Regions from separate parts of the Mus musculus genome. Here region 2 is linked to region 1. A link is a loop called in an ENCODE intact Hi-C map of the cell type or tissue named here. Cell type or tissue: heart. All regions are shown on one strand. Each heading gives the region's core, and the rest is flanking DNA. Links, peaks and the distances in the headings are about the cores only. Region 1 overlaps Rere (arginine glutamic acid dipeptide (RE) repeats). Region 2 overlaps Rere (arginine glutamic acid dipeptide (RE) repeats).

Region 1 (11,644 bases), core at 1,280-9,279:
TCAAATTGTATAAATGGTGGCTAAGAAATCCTTCCATTGACATGAGAAATGCATTTTTATCACACAAGGAAAAGCAAATCACTTAAGAAGTAACGCTTAATTGTGCTGTGTTTCAAAAACAAAACACTGCCATGCTCATGGATTAGCTTGGTTTTTTATTGTTTGATGATTGGGTTTTTCCTTCTCTTGTCATTGAAACAGTGTCTCAACTCTCTAGCTCAGGCTAGCCTGGATCTCACCATGAAGTGAAACAGTGTCTCAACTCTCTAACTCAGGCTAGCCTGGATCTCACCATGAAGTGAAACAGTGTCTCAACTCTCTAACTCAGGCTGCCTGGATCTCACCATGAAGTGAAACAGTGTCTCAACTCTCTAACTCAGGCTGCCTGGATCTCACCATGAAGCACAGACTAGCCTCAAACTTCAGAATCTTCCTTCCTCCACCTCCTAAATTGAAATTACAAGTGTAAGCCACCATCATCAGCCAGGTTATCTCCTATTTCACCAATTACTATGTTCTCTTTTCTTCTCCTTCTCCTTCCACTGCACTGCATGGTGAAGACAGGGACTCTGCACGGCAGCACTTTCTGCACCGTGCATGCAGTAAGCCAGGTCTATCCTCAGCACTTCTGTGGAGTACTAAGCTTTGACTATGGTTGGTCTATTAGAACCTTACTCCCCAGTGCTGTTGTGCTGGAAGGGCCTAGAAGAAATTAACTGAGTTATGTATGAGTGGATTGATGAGAAAAGGACTAATTTTCTGAAAGCTGCCCAACTCCTGCCCTCCCCATGCCTTGCCCTGCCCTGCACACTCCTACCCACACCTGCTCACTCCTGCTCAATCCTGCTTACCCCCATTTCCTTTCTAAGCTTTTGGACTTCAGCTTCTGAACAAGGCTGTTACCAGGACATGGGCCAAATAAACCTCTAATTGTTCTGATTTACTCATTCTAAGCAAGGCATCATGCCACGAACCTCTAATGCCAACCCTCAGAGGTGGAGGCAAGAAGATCAGGAATTCTGAGCCAGCCTGCACTTCATGATACTCTGTCCCAAAACCAGTAATAACTAATTAAAAAGTTAATTGGAGCTAGAGAAATTAAGAGCACTCACTGGCTCCTCTTCCAGAGGACCTGGGTACATTTCCCAACACCCACACAGTAGCCTCCATCTGTAAATCTAGTACCAGTAAATCAAATGCCCTCTTCTGGCCTCCGTAGGCAGCAGGCATGCATACAGTATACAGACAGACAGACCGACAGACAGACAGACTGGGGTGGGGGAGGAGCCCGAAGTAAGTAAATTATTCAGCAGAGCATGACATCACACACCCTTTAGATAGACTCACTGCTTTCCTATTGAGCTAATAAGAGTCTGTCGGTTTTTCTGATAATTAAATGTCAGCATTACTGTTTTAATGTTTTTCATTACAAATGTTATCTGTCACAGATACACTGGCCTTTAAAGGACAAGCCTAAGGCTTCACTCACTATTAATGTTTATATCCAAAGACCTGTGTCAGTAATAACAAACATCTAGCAGAAGGACTTGTGAAATATTCTGTTCAGCTTGGACCTAGGGCACACCTCTTCTGTTTCCATTTTAACTCAGCAGTCTCTAGCTGTCAACATCAATCTTTCAGTTTTCCTCAATCAGATACATACTCTTATTTCCTCACCCCAAGTTATTTCAAGAATCCACTGCTCTGATCATGTAAAAAGAATGTCTATCCAACCTAACCTTCTCTACCGCCCACAGCAGCACAGTAAGAAGATCCCACAGAGCCTTGATTTATAAGCACACTGGCCATCGAGTCTGCTGCTGTGGCTATGCTCCCGACAGTCTTAGAAGCCCATGATATCAGTGCTGCACAGACTATCGTTTCACCAAGATGACAACGGTAAAAAGACCCAGGCAGAGAAAGGGGCCAGTCTAATTACAATCTGTCCCTCAGCCTTCAGAGCCTGACTTCATCACAGGCCTATAAGACAAAGATTTATGTGTATTCAATCTTAAATCTTGAGAAAATACTTTTTAATAACTTGGTACCAGTGACACATTTTAAATTTACATTAGTAAACTCACGCCCTCAACAGAAACACCTCTAACTCTTCTAGGACTCGCCCAGGCAGAGCCCTGGGCATCATCTCTTCTCAGGGTCTCTGGTGAAGTGAGAGAGATAAAAGACAAAGAGGAAACAGTCTAGTTAATGCCACTGATGCTAACATTTGTTTTGAGTTTCACAAAGTAACACTAGAGAACAAAGACTCCCTTCGTCCTTATTTTTTAAACAATATATTGACTTCCTGTTATAAAATCTTGTTTTCCACTGGCTTCTTGGACTATAGAATACCAGGCAAAAACCTTCTGACCTTGGGAAATAATGGTAAATATAAAGCCTATTAACAGTCAATGTTCCTCAAAACCAAAAATAAATTTCTCACAAGTATAAACTGTTACAGGAACAAATAAAACCTTGTTTTGTTTCTATCATTTGCTGAAAATCAATCATGGTGGCAATGGGTGAGGGATTAAGAAACAACCAGGCAAATTCACAAAAGCTCTAAAAATGATAAAACTACCCTGCAGGAACTGCCAGTGCTGCCTGACCTAACAGCTGTACACAGTCGCACTGATTAAAATGAAAAGCCGGTCTGCATCACACACGGGCGTTCACTGAACCCTCCTGCCAAGCTGCCACAGCTCGCCACCACACTCTTCCCTGCTCTGGCCTATAATATAGAAAGTAAATCAGGCGCAGCTGAAGGTTATCTAAATGCTCTCTCCCCCACCCCTCACAGAAATTATCACATCCATACAGACCAGAGCAGGGTCCTGTGGACTATTAAAAACACTACACAAAGGAAGTAGAGCCACATTACATCAGCTCTTGCCTCAATTCATAAATGTAAAACCTCAAAACAAGGCAAATATCTAAAAGCCTTTTTCTGGAAATCTCGGGATGAATTAACGTGGGCTAGGTCTTTAAATATATTACTGAATGGGCCTCATTGATGCATCCCGTTCAGAAGCCAAGGGGAGAGGAACATGTAATCTTAGTCAATTTTATCATGCACGGAGATCAAATAACACTTCAGGAGCAGCCTGCCAAAGGCAGTGCCTGCCAGAGCACAATGAGCACTCAAGGGCTCTGGAGTGAGAAGCATCATCCACGGCCCCAGAGAGCCTTACAGAATAGTTTCAACACTACTAAATTAGAGCTGGCAAAAAAACAAACGCAGACTCCTAAGAGCCCACACACCACTGTGGAGTCACCGTCAGGCATCTGCACACCTGCCTCCTGTTATTTTCCTAGGCAATGTAAATACTCTGAAAGGCAACGGTCTTTTCCTGCCTGAGTCTACATATGCTTAAAAAGGAAGCGCTAGCTGTGCCTCTGGAAATAATTGCCAACAGAATGGATAGGATATTGTTCCCATGTGTAAGGAAGGTCTTAAATCATGTCTACTTTAAATTTGGAGTTCCCTGGGAAAAAGGAACAAAAACTCAATACCACACATTGGCAGAGTTTAAGGTCTTTGTCAACTCTGTTCACAGCTTTTCCTTAAATGTCTCAATCCTGAAAGCATCCAGGAACACAATTTCAAAGGGAAGATGTAATCTCATTGACCCCCATGTTTATTCACATACCATTTCTGAGATTGCCATATGGCTGAGAGGCCTCCAGCCAAACAATGCCCCTACAGTCAGTGCCACATGTGTGCCAGGAACTCTTAAAGACTGGGAGTAAGACAGTGTTACAGGCGGTTCCCCACCCCCACCCCCCAGTAAAAATTAAGTGGTTAAGCAGGTCTCATAGCAGCACAGGACTTCTGAACAAGCAAGGTGGTGGGGAACGAACGAACACACACACACACACACACACAGAGAGAGAGAAAGAGAGAGAGAGAGAGAGAGAGAGAGGGAGAGAGAGAGAGAGAAATTTAAAGTAAATGTAATTGTTATCAAGAGCCCTGTACTGCAGTTATTTTGGTCAAAAAGCAAATCACGGGTGATCAGCATTTTGTTATTACCAAATCCATTAAATTCATTTTATTTTTGAACTTATATTTACTCGCCAGCAGGCAGTGAAGTTTCAACTAAAACAGCTTCTTGTACATTACAGACTGCTCATCCTCAAACAGGCTTTACTTTCAGAAGGAAAAAAACAAACATACTCAAGAAACATTTTCAAACTGCCTTTCCCCTGCCCCGAAGACGTTTACTATTTGGTTTACTTTGGTTGAAATTTCCAGTGCTGCGAACTATCATAAAGAAACAAATTCCAACTGGAATGTAATGGGACACTTCAAAAACCAACTCCCCATTCCTAACACTCACGACACCAGGTCACCTCTCAACGCCCACGCGACACTTGTCTGTCCAACTTCCAGCCGGAGACTTGCGTCCCCTCGCCGCACAGGGCCGCCGGCCACTTGCCCGTGCGGCTGGGCCAGTCCTCCTCCTCCTCCTCCTCCTGGGGCGCGGGATCCCGCAAACCCCAGGGCGAGAGCCAGGCGGGCGGAGCCAGGAGGCCGGCAGGGCTGGGCGGTGAATTGCACCTCCAAACAAAAGGAGGCCGGGCGCCGGCCGCGCGGGTGGGTCCGGGCTGCTACAAGCGCCGGCCCTCGGCTGGGGATGCGCTGGGCCCACGGCCACAGCGCTCACTCGAACTCCTTGAGCCCCGGCGGCCTGGCCAGCACCGCCACGTGCCTGTGACCCAGACTAGAGAGAAAGAGCCGCCTGAGCGCGACGGCGGCCAGCAAAACCCGGGCTGGAACGAGGCCGGCTCTGCACGCGCCCAGGCCGCCACCATGGGGCTAGCACACACAATGCCCGCCGCAATTGTAGCTCCTTCCTTGCCCCGCCACCCTCAAGTTCCCCCAATCCTCCCAGTGTTCCCAACAGCCGGAACTGCAAGGCTGCGTGATTGATGGTAGCTCTTAATAGCGTGGTCAGCTAGAAAATGCATCTGCAAGCAAGACATTAAAGAGGCAGCGCATTCCCGATTGTGATCAGCAGTTTACACATCCTAGTGCAGCCTCAGCTTCAACAAGGAATACTAATGCTAAACCACCTTGATGCCTAACAAATGCAGATGACACAACCAAGGTCCACAGACAACCAAACACTTGCTTTCAAAGACCACAGGAGAGCAGCACTGTTTGGTGGCAAACATTTCTGACCCCCATTTTTCTTATAATTTAAGAATTTCTCTAAGTGACTTAATTAAATCTCTCCCGACCGTTTCCAAGAGGAATTAAAGATCCATCTGCTACAAAAAATGTAGGCTAAGCTGGGCTTGATCGAAACTCACCTAATAAAGCCAATAAAATGCACATTCTTTGTCATGTGGCTTTAAATAAACAACTCATCGGCTAGATTCAAGGCTTCATCATTAACTCAACTTGTAAATTCATCTGAAGAGAATTATCGACTGATAATTTCAAACTACTTCCTTCCCCAACTCCCAAAGAAGTCTGCTCAAAACATTATCAACTTGATAAATTTTATTAAAATTAAATCTAACTTTACTTATACCATGTACGCTACTGCTTAGTAGTAATAGCAAAGATTGTTTGGTCCTTATAAATAAAACATTCCAGGAATTTTTAAGAACTCCTAAAAGAATATGGATTTAAAGTACAGACATAGCTATTGACCCAAATGAAAGAGCAGCAGCTCCACATTTAAATGGCCACTCGGTGACTTCACCCGTGCACCTTTCCCCTTCCAGCAAGTTTGCTCAAATGGTTTTATGCACGTTAATTCAACTTCTAAAGGCAGAATACATTTTCTAATTTACTGGGTATCTTTTTAGGCAGAGAATTTTAGACAGGATTAAAGTAATGTTTTTTCCAAACTGCTTAAACAAAGTAGAAGGAAGAAGGTAAGGGTAGAATTCAGAGGCTCTCCCTTGTTGGCACCAATCATGAAGCTGACATGAGAGGCCAAACCTACTCCATCTCAGAACAAGCTTCCATCTTAAAGAAAAGAAAAATAGCCTGAAAACTTCACCTGCAGCAGAGCCCAAGCTACACCAGAGTACCAAGAAGGGCCCCCTTGGCTTGTCCTTGGCCAGAGTTACTCCCTAGCTACTTCCTAACAACAGTTAATCAAAGATCAGTCTGATTGTTTCAGACGTACTTTCAGAGCATCTGTGATTATATACAGCCGCTTCAGAGCACTCAACTGTCAGCTTACAGTCATTCTATGTAGATGCTTGCCAGACTGGACCCCCTCATTTGCTCCTATTTTCCTATAAAAACTTGTCCTGCAGAGGGAAGGAGGCAGCTCCACCTTCCCATCCTGTCCTGCTGTGTCAGGATTTGGTTGGAGGAGAGCCCAAGCCTGGGCTTGTAATAAAGAGACCCTAATGCTTTTACATCAGAGACAGCTCCTTGGTGGTCTTTTGGGGCTCATGAACGCTTCCTAGCACAACAACATGAAAGACCACCTTTGGGAATGGAGAGATGCCGCAGAGGTTAAGATGACTGCTCTTGCAGAGGACCCAGGTTTGATTCCCTGCACCCAGAAAGCAGCTGATGACTGTAACAGAAGTACCAAGTGATCTGACACCTTCTCTAGTCTGCAGCAGACATACACACGTGTAAAACACTCATACACATAAAATAAAAATAAAATTTAAAACTTTTGGGCAGGGGGAGAAAAACCATCTAGGTTTACAAGGGCAATCTTGCTCCAAGTAACTGCAATAACTTCCGAGAGCTGACGGAGCACAACACCTCTGTCGCCCTGCAAGGTGGCCATGGGCAGTACACACTGGAGCGGCTCTGCAGTGTGAACCTACATCTGCCACAGCTCCACTAAAACGCCACTCTTCAATGAAACCATCCTAAGACCTGAAAATCTGCTTCATAACTAAGTGGCTCTGAGTTAATCTCCATATATGTCAGAGATCAACCAATCCCAAAGCCTACCTACAAAAGCTACTCCTGTACTTAGACACACTTCCAATCTCTAGCCAGATAAATCCAGACACAGCAAAGCCTATAGAGGATTTGCTCCCCATAACTCACAGAAACTTACAGAGAATATACAAAATGAGGAAATAGAGTCACTGCCCATAAATCAAATATTCACAACAGATGTCTGTGTGCTTAGCACCAAGTATCTGGTGAGGGCCAAACAAAGCTTTTCTGACAGGCCCGTTGTCTAGAAGGGCCGGTTAACAGTGAGTCTGAAAACAGTCAGTAAGAATAACTGAACTTGTACATTCCAAGCTCCTGCTACACCAGCCTCTGGGAGTCCTGTGAGCCTTGATGGCACACTATTTTAAATTTTTGTTATCTGGGGAGGGGTGCACATGCACACATATAAAGGTCAGAGGACAACTTGGCAGAAATTGGCTTTCTTGTTCCACCATGTGGGTCCTGGAGATGGAACTTAGATGGTCATTAGCTTGGCAGAAAGTACTTTAAATCACTGAGCCACCTCAGAAGTGGCTTTTACAGAATTTGATGACACAAATCTTTGGCTCTTCTTTTGTAGACTCTTACCATCCACCCATAACCAGAGTGCCCAGTTACACCAATCTTTCCATTTCCCTAGCATCAGATTTCTACAATAAGCCTACCCTACTTCTTTCACTATAATAGAAAGAATCTCCTAGATGCCCCTTTCATATGATCAGCATCTCAAATAACAAGCTTCCAGCAAATTAGTGTATCTTCTCTCAGCCTGTAAAAGTCTAATAAAGGTGCTGGTAAGATACTCAATGATCAAGAGCACTTGCACTAACTCTGACAACCTGAGTTCAATACTTGGGACTAACACATAGAAAAGAACTGACTTGCCAGGATGTCTTGCCAGGATGTCTTTTGACCATCCCAAGTGTACACATGGCACAGATGTGTTCCACCACAGAGTAAAATGTTAGAAGAGAAGGGGGGAAAGCCCAATAAGAAGCAAGATTTTCCACCCATGTTATAATGATGCAAACATTGGTCCTAAAGTGATTTACATAGACTCTGAGGCCCAACTTGTATCCTATTTGCAAGGACAGGCTTTTTAAGAGTTAATGAGGAGCTAGGAGTGATAGCATATGATTTTAACTCCAGCACTAGAAAAACAGAGGCAGGCAGGAAACCTGATCTACATAGTGAATCCTAAGCCAGTTAGAGCTACATAGTGAGACCCTCTCCCAAAAACACTAAACCAAAAGCAAAGAGTTAGTGAGATCCAGAAGCCACTATTAATTCAAAATCAGCTCTTGCTACTTCTGACATTTAGGCAATAGATACTCATATTGAGCAATGTAAACAGAATACAAAATTTTGAAAGCACTTTGTGCACATATTCAGTCTTCCAAATTTCTCTTATATATGACTGTGTTGCAAATTCTGCTCAAAGAAAGAGTAGTGCAATGAATTTTTTAATTTTTTTATTAGATATTTTCTTAATTTACATTTCAAATGCTATCCCGAAAGTCCCCCTATACCCTCCCCCCCCCCCCGCGCCCTGCTCCCCTCCCCACTCACTCCCACTTCTTGGCCCTGGCGTTCCCCTGTACTGGGGCATATAAAGTTTGCAAGACCAAGGAGCCTCTCTTCCCAATGATGGCCAACTAGGCCATCTTCTGCTACAAATGCAGCTAGCGACACGAGCTCTGGGGGTACTCATTAGTTCATATTGTTGTTCCACCTATAGGGTTGCAGACCCCTTCAGCTCCTTGGGTAATTTCTCTAGGTCCTCCACTGGGGGCCTTGTGTTCCATCCTATAGATGACTGTGAGCATCCACTTCTGTATTTGCCAGGCAGTGGCATAGCCAAACAAAAGACAGCTCTATCTGGGTCCTTTCGGCAAAATCTTGCTGGCATATGCAATAGTGTCTGCTTTTGGTGGCTGATTATGGGATGGACCCCCCGGTGGGGCAGTCTCTGGATGGTCCATCTTTTTGTCTTAGCGCCAAACTTTGTCTCTGCAACTCCTTTCATGGGTATTTTATTCCCTATTCTAGGGAGGAATGAAGAGTGAGATGAATTTTGTGTTCACTTTTTCCTCTATTTTCCCTGTCATAGAAGTCTATTCAAAGGCTCTTTTGACTAAAAGCTCCCGGTAGTGATCAGAGACCATTCCAAGCCTACCTCCACATCACTCAAAGCAAAGGCTTTGCCTTATACCTAATTGATAGGCGTTTGCAATTAAGGCATCTGCAGAAGAAAATAAGAGTTAATATAGGGGGCTGGAGAGATGGCTTAGTGGTTAAGAGCACTGACTGTTCTTCCAAAGGTCCTGAGTTCAATTCCCAGCAACCATATGGTGGCTCACAACCATCTGTAATGGGATCTGAGGCCCTCTTCTGTTGTATCGGAAGACAACTACAGTGTACTCATATAGATAAAATAAATAAACAAATCTTTAAAAAAAAAAAAAAAGAGCTAATATAACAAAACTACACATTTTTCAGGAGTTTTAGCACACAACAAAGACTGTTGCATGGTATGAGTGAAACAGTGCTAGGTATGCCCAGCCTCACGAGACTTGCTATCCACGACTGCTCTCAGCACTGCACAGGGCAGCACTTGATGCCTACAGTATCTCCTTCTGGCCACATCAGGTATCACTTCCTTTTGCACTAAGCTCCACTCCACACCATATCCAGTTCCTGGTTTCCTAACAACCTTCACCTATCATCAAAACAACCCTGTCAAGTTGAATACCATTAAGAGATAATGAGAGGAGACTGCAGATGCAGCTAGGAGCAAAGCATTCCATACTCTACAGGCCTCAGCATGCAGCCAAGTGAGCTGGCATCTGACTTTATCCTAGCAGTTATAATTAAATCCAAAGTCTACTAAACTAACATTAAAGCTATGACCAGGAACTGCCCACAGGGAAAATACGAAGCACACTCTGTCAACAGCTAAACAGGGCCCATGTTATTAAAGACTCTCAACTTCCTACTACTGCTCCATGTCTATCCTCTCCACACACTGCTCTGCCGTAGCAAAGAAGAATCTTAACTGCATCTTAGAAAGACGGGAGGTTTGGCTACTCCTCAAGACCAGGAAAGAGGAAGAAAGGTTATATTATTTAATGTAACATTTTAAACGATGGCCAACAACATCATCAACAACCACTAACTAGGGAAGACAGTGAAACTTTGTAATCCCAGCATTTGGAAGATGAGAGAAAGAGAACCACAAGGTCAAGGTTAACCTGGACTTCATGAACTCCTGTAGGGGGAAAAAAAACAAAACAAACAAACAAACAAACAAAAAAAAAACCTAGAAAAACAAAATACCCAAGTCAAGCAAGCACACATTAACTGAATCAGTTCTCTAGTACCAGTCAGTAAGGGAAATTTTGAAAAAATATTACTACGTAGAATATGGACTTATTCTCAAGTATGGTAGCATAGGCCTTTAATTTTAGCACTAAGGAGGCAGAAGCAGTCACATCTCTCTGAATTTCAGGCCAGCCTGGTGTCATAGCAAATTCCAGGACAGCCATGGCTAAAGATACCTTGTTTCAAAAAATATAAACAAACAAACAAACTCGGCAGTGCTAACTTTAAAAATGAGTAAAAGGGAAAAAATAAAGAAGCCAGGAATGGTGACACATATCTGTAGTCCCAACTCTTTGAAGGAAGAGGCAAAAGGAACTCTGCAAGTTCAAGCCCAGTCTGTGCTATAAGGTGAGACTTGTTTCTCAATTAATTAATTAACTAATTTTAAGGGGAAAGATCATTATTTACTGTAAGTATTTTCCCCAGATTAAGAGATCATGTCTTCAATTTGAACGCTGAATTGCTTCTATGTGTATAAGTCCGCCAGGCACCCACAGAAACCAGGAAAGTCAGGTGCTCTGAAGGTAGAGGCCCAGCAGTTATGGGCTACGCTATGTAAGTCCTAGGGACTAACCCAGGTCCTCTGCAAGAGCAGTAAGTGTTCCCAATCACTGAGCCATCTCTCCAGCCCCTTAACACCTTTTTTCTTTTTAAACCTAGAAAAGTTGTATATACTTTATGAAATAAAATGTATTAAGTTGCTAGGCAGTAGTGGTGCAGGCCTTTAATCTCAGCACTAAGGAGGCAAAGGCAGGCAGATTTTTTAGTTTGAGGTCAGCCTGGTCTACAGCGAAAGTTCAAGGACAACCAAGGATGCATAAAGATGCCCTATCTCAAAACAAAGCAAAACAAAACAAAACAAGAAATTTTAAGTTTTTCTAATATATGGTCTTATGGCCACATATTAGTTAAGTTTATATAAATTAGCTTTCTTCTTTCCAAGCTACCAAAATGTCACCAACTTGGAAAATCTTAACAGTTTTCAAAAAAACAAAAACAAAACACAAAACTGTATTTCTTTTTGAAGTTCTTTTAGACTTTTTTTTTTTTAATTAAAATGTTATAACTTCCTATAAAAGAAACTAAACAGCTCTATTCAATGGCTTAAAGTCTCTCCAGGTTCTCTTCTCCATTTGTGAATCTGCATACATCTCTATGACCGTGCATGCTCATTTGTCCAATGGTTCATTCTGTTGATTTTTATTTCACAGAAATTAAATCCTACTGTTTATAGCAACTTGTTCTTCTCACTTTACACCTAGCCATCAACACCACATTCCTGATCACAACTGCACAGAATTTTACAGTGTGGGCGTACAGTAATTAGGAAAT
Region 2 (11,644 bases), core at 1,200-9,199, 76 kb before region 1:
ATCCACCAGTCTTAGTATCAGAGTACTAAGGTAGCATCTGGAAAGCAGATAATAAAGGGGAGAGACAGTCCTCACACAGGGTGGGCCTGGGTTAAGCAATGGCGGTGGCAGGAGCACTGGCTGCCTCAGATCCTCTCCAGCCAATGAACGAGACTGAAACAGACTCTCGTAACCCTGTAACTTCTAAGGATTCAGTGGACAGAAATACAATAAAATCAGTATTATGTGGCTCCTGAGGAACATACAGTGTAGTAATGAGGACGTGTGAATGAGATCAGCTACACAGGCTCGCAGGTCCGAATGCTTGGTCACCAGAGTGGCACTATAAGAAGTGTGGCCTTGTTGGGGGAGGTGTCACTCACCTCTGCCTGCTGCCTGTGAGCACAGATGCAGACTCTCAGCTACCTCTCCAGCACCACGTCTGCCCTGAGTGCTCACATGCTGCCCACCATGGCCACAACCGATCAAACCTCTGAAACCGGAGTTTATAAGAGCTGACGTGGTCATGGTGTCTCTTCAGAGCAATAGAACACTGACTAAGACAACTAACTATAATTCTGCTTAGATAGATCAAATCTAAGACTATCTTATAATTGGATCCAGCTACCAGCATAAAGGAAATGCAGAGGGTGGAGGCACAATGCAAATAGTAAAACTCGGGTGGCCAAACCCCTTGATGATCAATAACAAGTAGGGAAAGACCTGACGGATTATATGTAACAGACTTGGACCACTTATCATTGACCAAAAAACCTGTTGCCTAGAAAGCCACATTCAAAAATGAGACATTAAAAAAAAAAAGGACTAGACTACACCGGGGTGTTGGTAATTCTGTAGGGAAAGAAAGGACTGTTACCACAAGGGAACAGGCAGCCAGTAAAGGCCTGAAACAGTTGATTCACGAACTACACAAATGATCTACCTGTGTGTTTGCATCTCTGTGAGCAAAAAGAAATTTAGAAAATATAAAAAGATAAACAGAAGCAAGCACTGACCCTACACTTCACCTGAAAATCTGCTTCTGAGAAGCATCAGCTAGGGCTCTGCTAGCCAGAGAATGCAGGAAAGGGGGCAGACACCTACATCAGCAGTTCCACCAGGGCAAAGGCAAGCTTCCCACCCGACCCTTGCTTCACTGTGGTTTTGTTTTTATTTTAGAGACATTATCTCACAATGTAGCCTAGGCTGGCATTAAACTCTTGGTCCTCCTACTCTCCTAGGGGCTGGAGTTTCAAGCATGAGCCACTATAACCAGTACCACTTCATTCTCATGAGCCCATCTTTAAAATCACCACCAACGATTTCCACCCTATATACATTTCATGAAAGATCACAAGAGGTTCATCTTAGTTTCAAATCTCTTTAAAGTCATCTTTTCACATACTACCTGCATGAAAATAACTTATGTTAGCTCATGAGAATAAACTGTAATGCAGCTCAAAATTAAATGTTTAGTTCTAAGTCATTAAAATAAACAGACATATAAAATCTGATGAAAATGTTCATTTCTGGGCTGGAGAGATGGCTCAGCAGTGAATAGCACTGACTGCTCTTCCAAAGGTCCAGAGTTCAAATCCCAGCAACCACAAGGTGGCTCACAACTATCTGTAATGGGATCTGATGCCCTCTTCTGGTGTGTCTGAAGACAGCAACAGTGTACTCACATACATTAAATAATTCTAAAAAAGAAAAGAAAATACCTATTTCTATAAACTATACCACAGTCTCTTACGCAACTTTAGTCTGCTCTCTGCACTTTCTGTATGGTTTTCACGTGAAATAAATCTCTAATAATTCCCAGGGCCATTACTATTTGGGTGGAGGTCCATGTTTAGGGGATCTGGTTCTGAATGCTGTAATCAAAGTGCCAGTTCCCTACACAGTTCTCCTTTTCCCAGTAACAGATCTTCTACCGTACTGGGGAAGAGCCAAACTCAACATCCAAGCAGCCCAGTGTTGGTCAAGCTATCAAAAGGCTCTGCCCTGTGTCTCCCTGCCTGTGGACAGCCAGTGACTATGAGTCCACTGCAGAGCCATATGTTTACAAAGTACAATTAAAACCCTGAAGGAGTATCAAACCACTTCAACAGTTTCTATCACCCACTCTCCATCTCTGCATTTATCTCACAGAGGATTGGTGATGGTGCAATCTGTGTGCCACATCTGAGTCATAGTAGCCTCAGGGATTGGGTGTGCTGCATATACAGCCTCAGTAGCCATTTGTGACCACAATGAGACCTCCTCGCTGAAGACCAGAGTAGGGAGCAGAAGCCTCTCCACGGAGGCTCACCTTATCTTATGGAACAACAGACAATAACGCTAAAAACCACGCTTACATTATTTGTCACTGTGAAGTTTCCAAAACACAGCATCACAGAGCTTTCTTTCCACATGAGAATAATCCTGAGAAGTAAGCAGGGTGAGTGGTATCTCCACTTGACAGCTATGAAAACCAGTTCCCTAACAGATGAGACAGCTTGTCTCAGTAGCACAGCTAACCGTTTAGAATTAGGAAAAAAGAAGCCAGCTGGGTCCCCTTTCCATGAACAATCTAGTTCTCAGTGAATTGAAATTACCTCATCATGATCATATATAAAACACAATGCAAGCTAGAGATGGGAACTCATAATGACACGAGTCTATACACCACTGGGTAGAAAGATCAACAGAACACCACAGTCAGCTGGGGAAGCCAAAATGACATTGAATGGCTACACTGAGAGTTTGCCACTTTTTGTAAGGCCAGCAAGCATTTTTAAAAAGGAAATGGGAAGACAGAAACTGCAGGTGATTTTTTATTTTATTTATTTGTTTCCTAGAGGGGGCCTTCTATTACCCAGGCTGGCCTCAAATCCTAGGGCTCTGATCCTCTTGCCAAGTCTCTCAGAAGCTGGGAACAGAGTGGCAATGAGGCACACAGGGTTTAGGCTCAAAACAATGTAGCCAGCAATGCAGTGACTGAATTAAAAATGAGTAACACTGAAAACAAACAAACAAAAAAAACCCAAAATCTCAAATACTACCCTGGTTCTAGATAAATCTGTCAAGTAGTAGTATTTCTTAAAAACTGGAAAATTTTGTCATGGCTAATTATAATCTATTGTGTTTCAATATAAACAAGAGATTTCTAAAAAAATAATAATAATAAAAAGAGTCTCAATGACCACCATCGATTAGATTACTGAACATTCTATGCCATTAAGTTATTTACTACTAGAGTCATCCTCACTTCCCCGAGAAACAAAGACAAATTATTAAATAGCAGTCTAGTTAAAAAGAAAAGTCATCTACAATGGTGGACTACTTTAAGCAATCTCCCTCACCTAAATGGGTGTCAGACATTCCATGTGACAAAAAGGACTACGGTATTTCTCAAATCAGTTACTGTTTGCGAGATTCGGGATTAAACAGAAAGGCACTCTTTTCATTACATAAATATTTCCACTACAATAAATACTTTGTTAGAACATTAAAAAACAAGGGAACTACCTTTATTAATATATTACACTTTGCATATTAAACCTTTCATATTTCCCTATTTTTAAGCTAATTAACAAGAAAAAAAGCCGACAGCACACACTAAACTCCTCCAAGGAATAAAAGCTATTGTTTCAAAAACTCTCCCAGGGTCGCTGACAATGGTTTCTTGCAAGGATCATCTCACCTATCTGCTTTTGATTACTTTATGAAGTAATCAAAAGGAAAGGGGTTAGAGAGAGAGACATGAGTGTAGGTGTAGGTGCAGCATTCAAACTCAGCAGCTCAGAACAATATAGGAAAGAATCAAACCACTTCTCCACTAACTGTGCAAACCACAACACAATCCTTACAGCAGCACGAGCAATAGGAAATAGCAATGAGGTAGGACGCAAACTCCAGGAAATCATCAAGTTTCTATTAGCTCAGTGGCCTGTAGACAAGGGTCCCAGCTCCTCCTGGGCATCTGCCAATTTTCCCAGTACCTTCTGGATAAAGACACACAGTTGAGCATAAGTGTAGGGAACACCTGACAAAAGCAAACAGCTACCACAGGGAAGACAAAACAAAACACTTACTATCTGACAGAAAAACCTGCCAGGCCTGTGTATAAAAAGCATCTGTCTGTCCTAGAAAGAAACCTCAGTGGTTTAGAACATGGCTTCTCTTCTAGGGGACTGGGTCCGGGTCCTAAGACCTTTTACTGGCTTACAACCTTATCTAACTTCAGTTGCAGGGAAGCCAACACTCAGAAACACATATGGTGCACAGATATAACACAGAGACAAATCAACCATGTATATAAAATAATGACTTTAAAAAAAATGTTAAAGCAGGCTAAGTAAAACACTGCACGAGTTTAGCCCCAACCTTGGTAAAGTGACTTGGGATTAGAAGTTCAAAGGCAGCCTGTGTTGTATTGTGAAATTTTGATTCCAAAAAGGGAGAAAGAGGGGCTAAAAAGATAGCAGCCTTTAGGACCACTGGCTGTTCTTACAAAGCATCCAGGTTCAATTCCCAGCATCCACAGGATGGCTCACAACCATCTTTAATTCCAGCTTCTCTGACTTCTCTGACCAGGTACTCACATGGTACATAAGCATACATGCAAGCAAAAACATATAAATATTTTAAAAATCAATCTTTAAGAGAATAAAGCATCTATCAAGAGGTAATGTGTAATCATTCCTGGACAACTACACAAAACATGGCAGTTCTCTCTAGAGGGGCAGGAAGCACCTGCATGTAGGAATACAGCTACACTTCTGTAGACTGTAGACTGGCCTAGAAAAAACTGACCCAGGTACAAAAGCTCCTCAGTCAGTATGTCAGATGCAAGTCAATATGACAAAACCTAGAGAACTGAACGGGCCTGTCCCTCTCTTTGAGGGAACCAGGAAGACTTGTGATTTAGCTGGTTCAGCAATAGAGTAGAGTACTTGCCCAGCCCACACAGGATCCTGGGCTCAGTCCCCAGGAAGAAACCCAGTGGGAGTAAGGGAAGGAATTCCCCTTAGAGAGCTGAGTCCAGGTGACACACCATGGAAGCAGTGCAGACACTCAATGCTGGCAGTGTTCAAGTGCACTCAGGACCACAGCGGAAACTGCAATTTCAGCAACCTCTGCAGCCCTACAGACCACGAGCATTACTGGACAAGGCATGAGTCCCTAAAGGGGAGAGTGAGCTGAGATTCACCTCCTACTACTCCTAGCAGTAATTAAAACCATTAAATGAACCATTTAATTCATAATGAGGTACACTTTTAATCTGACACTGCAATTCTGAAAAACAATTGCTTACTTTTAAAAAACTTGTTTACCCAGATCTCTGACATTATAACTCAAACAAGAAGTCAATGAAATGAAAAATATTCCAGGTCCTCTTCTACAAAACTCAACTTCTTGCTCTGACACCATGAAGGGAATCCTATTTCCTTAGGCGCGAGCAGAGGAAGTGCCACTTCATCCAAGTAGTAAATAGATGGATGCCTGGCTGAGCAAGTGCCTTGCTCTCAGTCCTCTGTAAATGTGAGTGGGTGATGTGTCTACCCAGTTAAAATAATAGTCTAAAAAAGCAGGTTGGATATTTTAAATGTACACTCTAAATTACTAAGATAGGATATACAGGGGCCAGTCTGCTGCATTCCTCCACCTGCATTGACTGACTCCACCAACCAAAACACACCCACATTCTAAAGCCAGGCTGGCAGAGAAAACAACTAACCTGCAGTGGGGGTGGACCATGTGGACAGACAGCACACAAGAGACAACAAGACACTTCTCTACCCACCATAGCAATAGACAGACCCATCGGGCATCCCCAACCTTCCAGTGTGAGGCAGCATAGGACACTGGCTAGGTATGAGCCTGGCAAGGTTACAAGTTACACTGTTCACATAAAGCCAACTAAGGTCACCTTGTCCAGGGAAGCCTCAGATCCCCCATACACCACGGCCTCCCTGCGGTGCTGCACATTCCAGACAAGATGCCATGCACACAGGCCACTGCCCCTGCTCTGGATATGCGCATTTCAATGCTTTCTTTCTCTTTCTGCTCTTCCTTGTGCATCTACCTTCCCACTCAGCCAGCTCCTACATAGAGCAGAGAAAAGACTTTAAACTCTGAGCAGTTATCGTAGGTAGCCACCTCTTGCTTTTTGCTCTGTCTGCACTGGCCTTGGCCTTGAGTCCTGTTTCTGCTGGAAATGTCTCTAACTCAGCATTGCCCTTGGAGGGTTAAAACAAAAAACACCTTCTTTTGGCAACAATGGTACCTCCACCAAAAACTATGACCATTACAATACTACCATTTTGAAAACATTGAAGCCATTTGATTTCCCTTTACAGAGAAAGGATTCTAAGTTCCCTCAGGAGATGCAGTGGCCAAGCACACTTGTGCAAGCTTCTGCTCTTCAGAAGCCCCTGGCTTCTTACTTATTACAGCATTGCTCTTTAGTCCCCAGGCCAGGCCTTGAACTTACAGTCGTTCTGCCTTAGCCTTTAAGCAGCTGCTAACACAAGCCTGTACCACCCGTCTAGCCAGCCTGGCTTTCTCCTTAATTTACATCATGAGGCAAGAATTTATAACTTAAACAGCATTGCAGGGTAATGAAATATGTCCAGTGTGTGTGGTGCTTGCAAAGGCTATCACTGAAATAATTTGTCAGCAAGGCAAGAGCTGAAAAGAACAGAAGACAAAGATAAGCAAGGGGTGGGCTAGTTAAGGAATACACAGAGACATATGGACAAAAGGAAATCACAAACCTGTTCAAGAGCACAGTGAAGCGGAAGGGAACTGTCCAAAAGGGATTCTCCAGCTGATTTTAATACAAAGCGCCTCAAAAATCCCCTTCTCCCATGGACGGATCACCAGCCCAGACAAATCCCAGGAAATGAAACGCTAGGAGGGCCACTTACTAACAGCGCAGCCCGGAGTCTGCATTGATTTCTGTTCTCAGCAGAGGGAGGATGTTTGATCTTCAGCCTCACAGCTCAGTGAAAACATCAAGAATTTAAGCACAGCACCTTCCTGACACATGATTTCTCAACAAAAGTAGTCTAGAATTCTCTGCCATTTGTCATCCCTCTCTATAGACTCCTTGGCCTCCTGCATTGCGTCTTCTTACTTGAGCTACTGTAACCATAATAATGTTTCAATTTCTACAGATTAAATAGTCAAGGATCACCTGTTCCTATGTCTCTTATAAATGATTCAATTATGCACTCCGTACATTCCCAGCTATTTGGGTTTTGTTTGTTTGTTTGTTTGTTTGTTTGTGGTTTTTTGTTGTTGTTGTTTTTCAAGACAGGGTTTGTCTGTGTACAACCCTGGCTGTCCTGGAACTCACTCTGTAGACCAGGCTGGCCTCGAACTCAGAAGTCCACGTGCCTCTGCCTCCCGAGTGCTGGGGTTAAAGGCGTGCGTGTGCCCCCACGCCCAGTCCCAGCTACTTGCTGACACGTGTGTGCACATTGAGACTTGCTGACACGTGTGTACACATTGAGACTGACCATCAAAATGGAAACAAGTCACGGCACCAGATAAAGCAAACCCAAAGCCTTATTCAATTGTGCAAAACAAAACACGGTGCTTTCTTTATTGTACCTTATAAGTGGGACAGACGCTCGACTCAATTTCTCAGCAACCAAAATTATAAACATAAAGTGCAAGTCTCTCCCAACCCAGCCAGGAGACAGTATGAAGCAACCAAGTCACCCACCTCCTGTCAGGGACAACCAATGCTCAATATCTGAGGTGGGCCAAGGAACTGCTGTCACTATATAAAGTGAATTTTAAATTATAAACATTCAACAAATTAATATTTTGGAGTGATCAACTCAATAAAGTTCAGAGCTATTAAGAATTTGACTATAAGCTGGGCACTGGTGGTATACACCTTTAATCTTAGCACTCAGGAGGCAGAGGCAGGTGGATCTCTGAGTTCGAGGCCAGCCTGCTCTATAAATCAAGTTCCAGGACAGACAGGGCTCCACTGGGAAACCCTGTCTTGAAAAGCAAAACAAACAAGCAAACAAGAGATTATAGTTTGGCATACTGGCACACATCTTTTATTCCCAGCACTCAGGAGGCAGGCAGAGACAGATGGATCTCTGTGAGTTTGAGGCCAGCCTGGTTTATACAGTGAGTTCTACGACAGCCAGAGCAACATAGTGAGACCTTATCTCAATTAAAAAACAAAGAAAGAAACATACAGGAAACTGACTATAAATAAACCTTACACAGCTGAGCTTAGTGGTACAAGCCTTTGATCCCAGTACTTGGGAGGGAAAGGCAGCAGATCTCTGTGAATTTGAGGCTAGCCTGGCTTATACAGTTGGGAGGGGGAGGTTGGAGAATAAAAGCTTACATGCAGTAGCAGGCAAATGCTAGCCAGTGGAGCTGACCATGCAGCAGCACACTGCCAGGCAAAGGCCAAATCACTTCATACAAATAACACAGTCACAGTGGTAAAAATAAAGAGCAACAGAGCCCAGCGTGGGGGCAGTGTCGTTGGCACAGGACATGGACGTGCTCCCAACAGCTTGAGCTAAAGCCATCCAGTTATCACAGGCAACTATTTACTTCAGAAATAAATACCAGCCTACCCTAACTGAATTAATGTTGGTTCTGAGGGTTCTTTTAATTTTGAAGTTTGATTTGAAATTAACTTATAAATTGCCCTTCACAGTAAGCACAAAGATTACACTTACTTTAAATGTTGGGGAAGTCAGTAGAAGCAAACCAGCAATTCTTGAGGCAGGACTGGGAGAGACTTAGAACCAGGGCCTGACCTGTTCGGCAAGCCCCCTATTACAGAATTTATACCCGCAGCCCTCTCGGAACAATGGTTTTCTCCTACCTATGATATGTTCATGGTTGTACTTCACTCAGTCGGCTGGTTATCAACCCACATTCCCAGAATCTTTTGGGGCGCTCTGAGGCTGACTCTATGACTACTGAATTCTTCACCATCACCATCATCATCATCACCACCATCATCACCATCATCACCATCACCACCATCACCATCATCACAGCTGCTGCTGCAGTTTCACAAGTGAACAAACTGAGGCTCAAGGAAATGAAGTCTGTGATTACAGAACAAAGCACTTCCAGCAAGACTGAGTCGATACTACAGTATCAAGAGTGAAAGGTATGATTTAACTGCTATGGGGGAATCATTTCTAATGAAAACCACAAGTAACCCCCACCCCATGGCTCCCACCAGAGAGCACTAAGATGCAGCAGCTGAGCAGAGGACAAGGCACGGATGGCAAGCAGGACTGAAGAAGGATTCTGGGGAGGATCGACCCCACAGAGGAAGAGGGGCCCAGAACCCAGCACAGCAAGGTAAGAAAGGAGAAGATGAGGTCAAAGAATCAGGCTCTTTTCTGCATCTCAGAGCTGCAAACTGAGCTTTACCGTCCATAAACCTGCAAGAAAACAGACAACTCTTCCACCACTGGCCAGAATCCCATTTCCTTTGTTTTTGTTTGTTGTTGTTGTTTGTTTTGTTTCCTTTGAGACAGGGTTTCTCTGTGTAGCCCTGGCTGTTCTAGAACTACCTTTGTAGACCAGGCTGGTCTGAGATCTGCCTGCTTTTGCCTCTGGGAATGCTGGGATTAAAGGCGTGTATCACCACCACCACCCTGGCCAGAGAATCCATTTCTATGAAGCACAGCTCTAAAAATGATTCCAGAAATCCTACTGAACTCATTAAACAAAAAACTTAAGAAGAGTTTTTGTCACCTATACAGCTTTGTAACCATCAATCAACAGAAAGCTGTCCCGAGAAATCTCCCTCATGACTTCCACAGGCCTTCTTTAAACACAGTCTCTAAACAGTCAAGTAAAATTTATTTCCATTGCTTTGAAAAGGGGAAAGCAACAAATTGCCAGCTTACATTAAACAGGTAACAAAAATAAAGGATTAAAGTAGACTGATCCATATTGCTAACAACAAAAAGTCAATCTAAGAAATCAACATGAGTACCAATATTTAACTCTTTCCAGGCTGAGCAGGCTGTAACACACCTGAAAAGAACTAGTGCTAGAGACAATGACCCAGACACAGCTTTAGCAGAACCACCAAAGGTCAGACAGCAAGCAGCAGGGTTAAAAGAGATTGTTCTTAAAAAAAAAAGACTGGAGTTCAGGTCCCAGCACCCACAGTAGGCATATCATCTGTAACTCAGCCTTCAGAGCCCCTGACACCCTCTGTGCACATGTATACACTCATGTATATACACACAAATAAAAATAATATGTAACCTTTAAAAAAAAATAAATGGTGAGCCTGGCATGTTGGTACGTGTGCCTCTAGTCAAAGCTAACTGGGAGTCTGAGGAAGGAGGATGACTTGAGCTCAAGAGGTAAGCAACAGCCTGGGCAATCCAATGAGACCTCGTCTCAACAACAACAACATAACCGGTGTACAGGCGCATATGAACCCCTGCAACCGTCAATGCTGATGGTCGATCTGAAGGATCTAGCATCGCCTAGGACAGAGGCCTCTGGGGTATCTGTGAGTGAATACCTAGATTAGGATAACTCAAGTGAGAAGACAGCCCTGAATGTAGGCAACAGCACTCCATGGGCTCCAGGCCCAGATTGCAGAAATGGGAAAGCTGGCCGGCATGGCATTCACTACTCACTGCTCCCGACCATGGATGCTAGGAAGCCAGATGCCTCGAGCTCCTGTCGTCAAGACTTTCCAACTACAATGAACAACACTCTCATGTGAGCCTTCCGTACAATGCTTTATTTGGAGTGTTTTCTCACAGCAACAGATACAGTAGCCTGTCTTTTAGAACATCCCTAAGAGGTCAAGGAAAGTAGCACGGGGTTAGTGGAAAAACAATAACCTACCACAAAGGAGCTGTGCTGTGACCTGAGAGGCCCCTCACTGAACAGGGGACTGAAAACCCCCACTCTGCTGCTGTGCATCAGTTTCTTGCTGCATATGCAGAGAAAGCTAAACTACAGTGCAATGAATGTTCTCCTATAAAATTACATAACGAAAGTAGATATTAGCAAAGATGTCTGGTGCATCATGAGAAGGAACACTGACCACTTTGTCTGCAACCCTGTGATCAATTTTCTCTCTTAGCAGCTCTCTCATTACACTATACTAGATCTGTGTGCCGGCAAAATTTATAGGGGCTCCACATGAGGATGGGGGTCTACCAACTGGATCCAGCAAGAATGACTTTGGCAGCACAAAACACCATTAAAGAACAATCAATACAATTAGCCTTATGCAGCAGCATCTGACTAAGAAAGAACGATCATCATGTTATTGACTCTTCTCCAATCTCCACTGATAAAGTCATCCAAGGACTCCACTAATAATGCATTTATTTAAATCCTCAGTGGATGCAGAGAAATGGCAATACTGATCATCACTAAGGCTAATATAGAAAGTTTACTAAAACTCAGTGTAAAACGGGCAGATTTAAAATCCATTCAGCATATCCTGATGAGAACCACAGTAAATAAAAGTGTCTAATAACGTCACATTGACTAGAACAAATACATAAATCAGCCTAAAGATATGCCATTATTTCTCAGATATATAAAAGAACAATATGTCTAAGACTGAAGTTTTACAAGTAAGCAGTCAGAACACCATTGATTTTCTTCCTTTAAGATGTAAATTCTCTGGCTC

The links. Peaks named below come from ENCODE experiments on the same cell type or tissue, not always from the same donor. Only the 100,000 strongest peaks of a DNase experiment are listed, where the experiment ranks them.
Region 2: it touches region 1 in a loop (2.2-fold over the local background); 4 of 42 quality-filtered maps call a loop at or near these places.

Annotation. Positions count from the first base shown.
Region 1 is chr4:150,364,973-150,376,616 of GRCm38, reverse strand. All of the region lies in intron 1 of Rere (arginine glutamic acid dipeptide (RE) repeats), which reads right to left. Among named protein-coding and RNA genes, the nearest start is that of Rere, 89 kb to the right of the region's middle. In heart, for the core only: a CTCF peak has its summit at 4,804; DNase peaks (open chromatin) are centred at 3,146 and 4,676; H3K4me3 peaks cover 3,622 bases; H3K27ac peaks cover 3,830 bases.
Region 2 is chr4:150,441,077-150,452,720 of GRCm38, reverse strand. The region is part of intron 4 of Rere (arginine glutamic acid dipeptide (RE) repeats); the gene reads right to left. It overlaps Gm52709 (a long non-coding RNA gene), which reads left to right. Exons shown (of 2, transcript XR_003955312.1): 2 at 1-11,511. Among named protein-coding and RNA genes, the nearest start is that of Gm52709, 21 kb to the left of the region's middle. In heart, for the core only: CTCF peaks have their summits at 1,627 (motif pointing left) and 5,799; a DNase peak (open chromatin) is centred at 5,900; H3K27ac peaks cover 1,877 bases.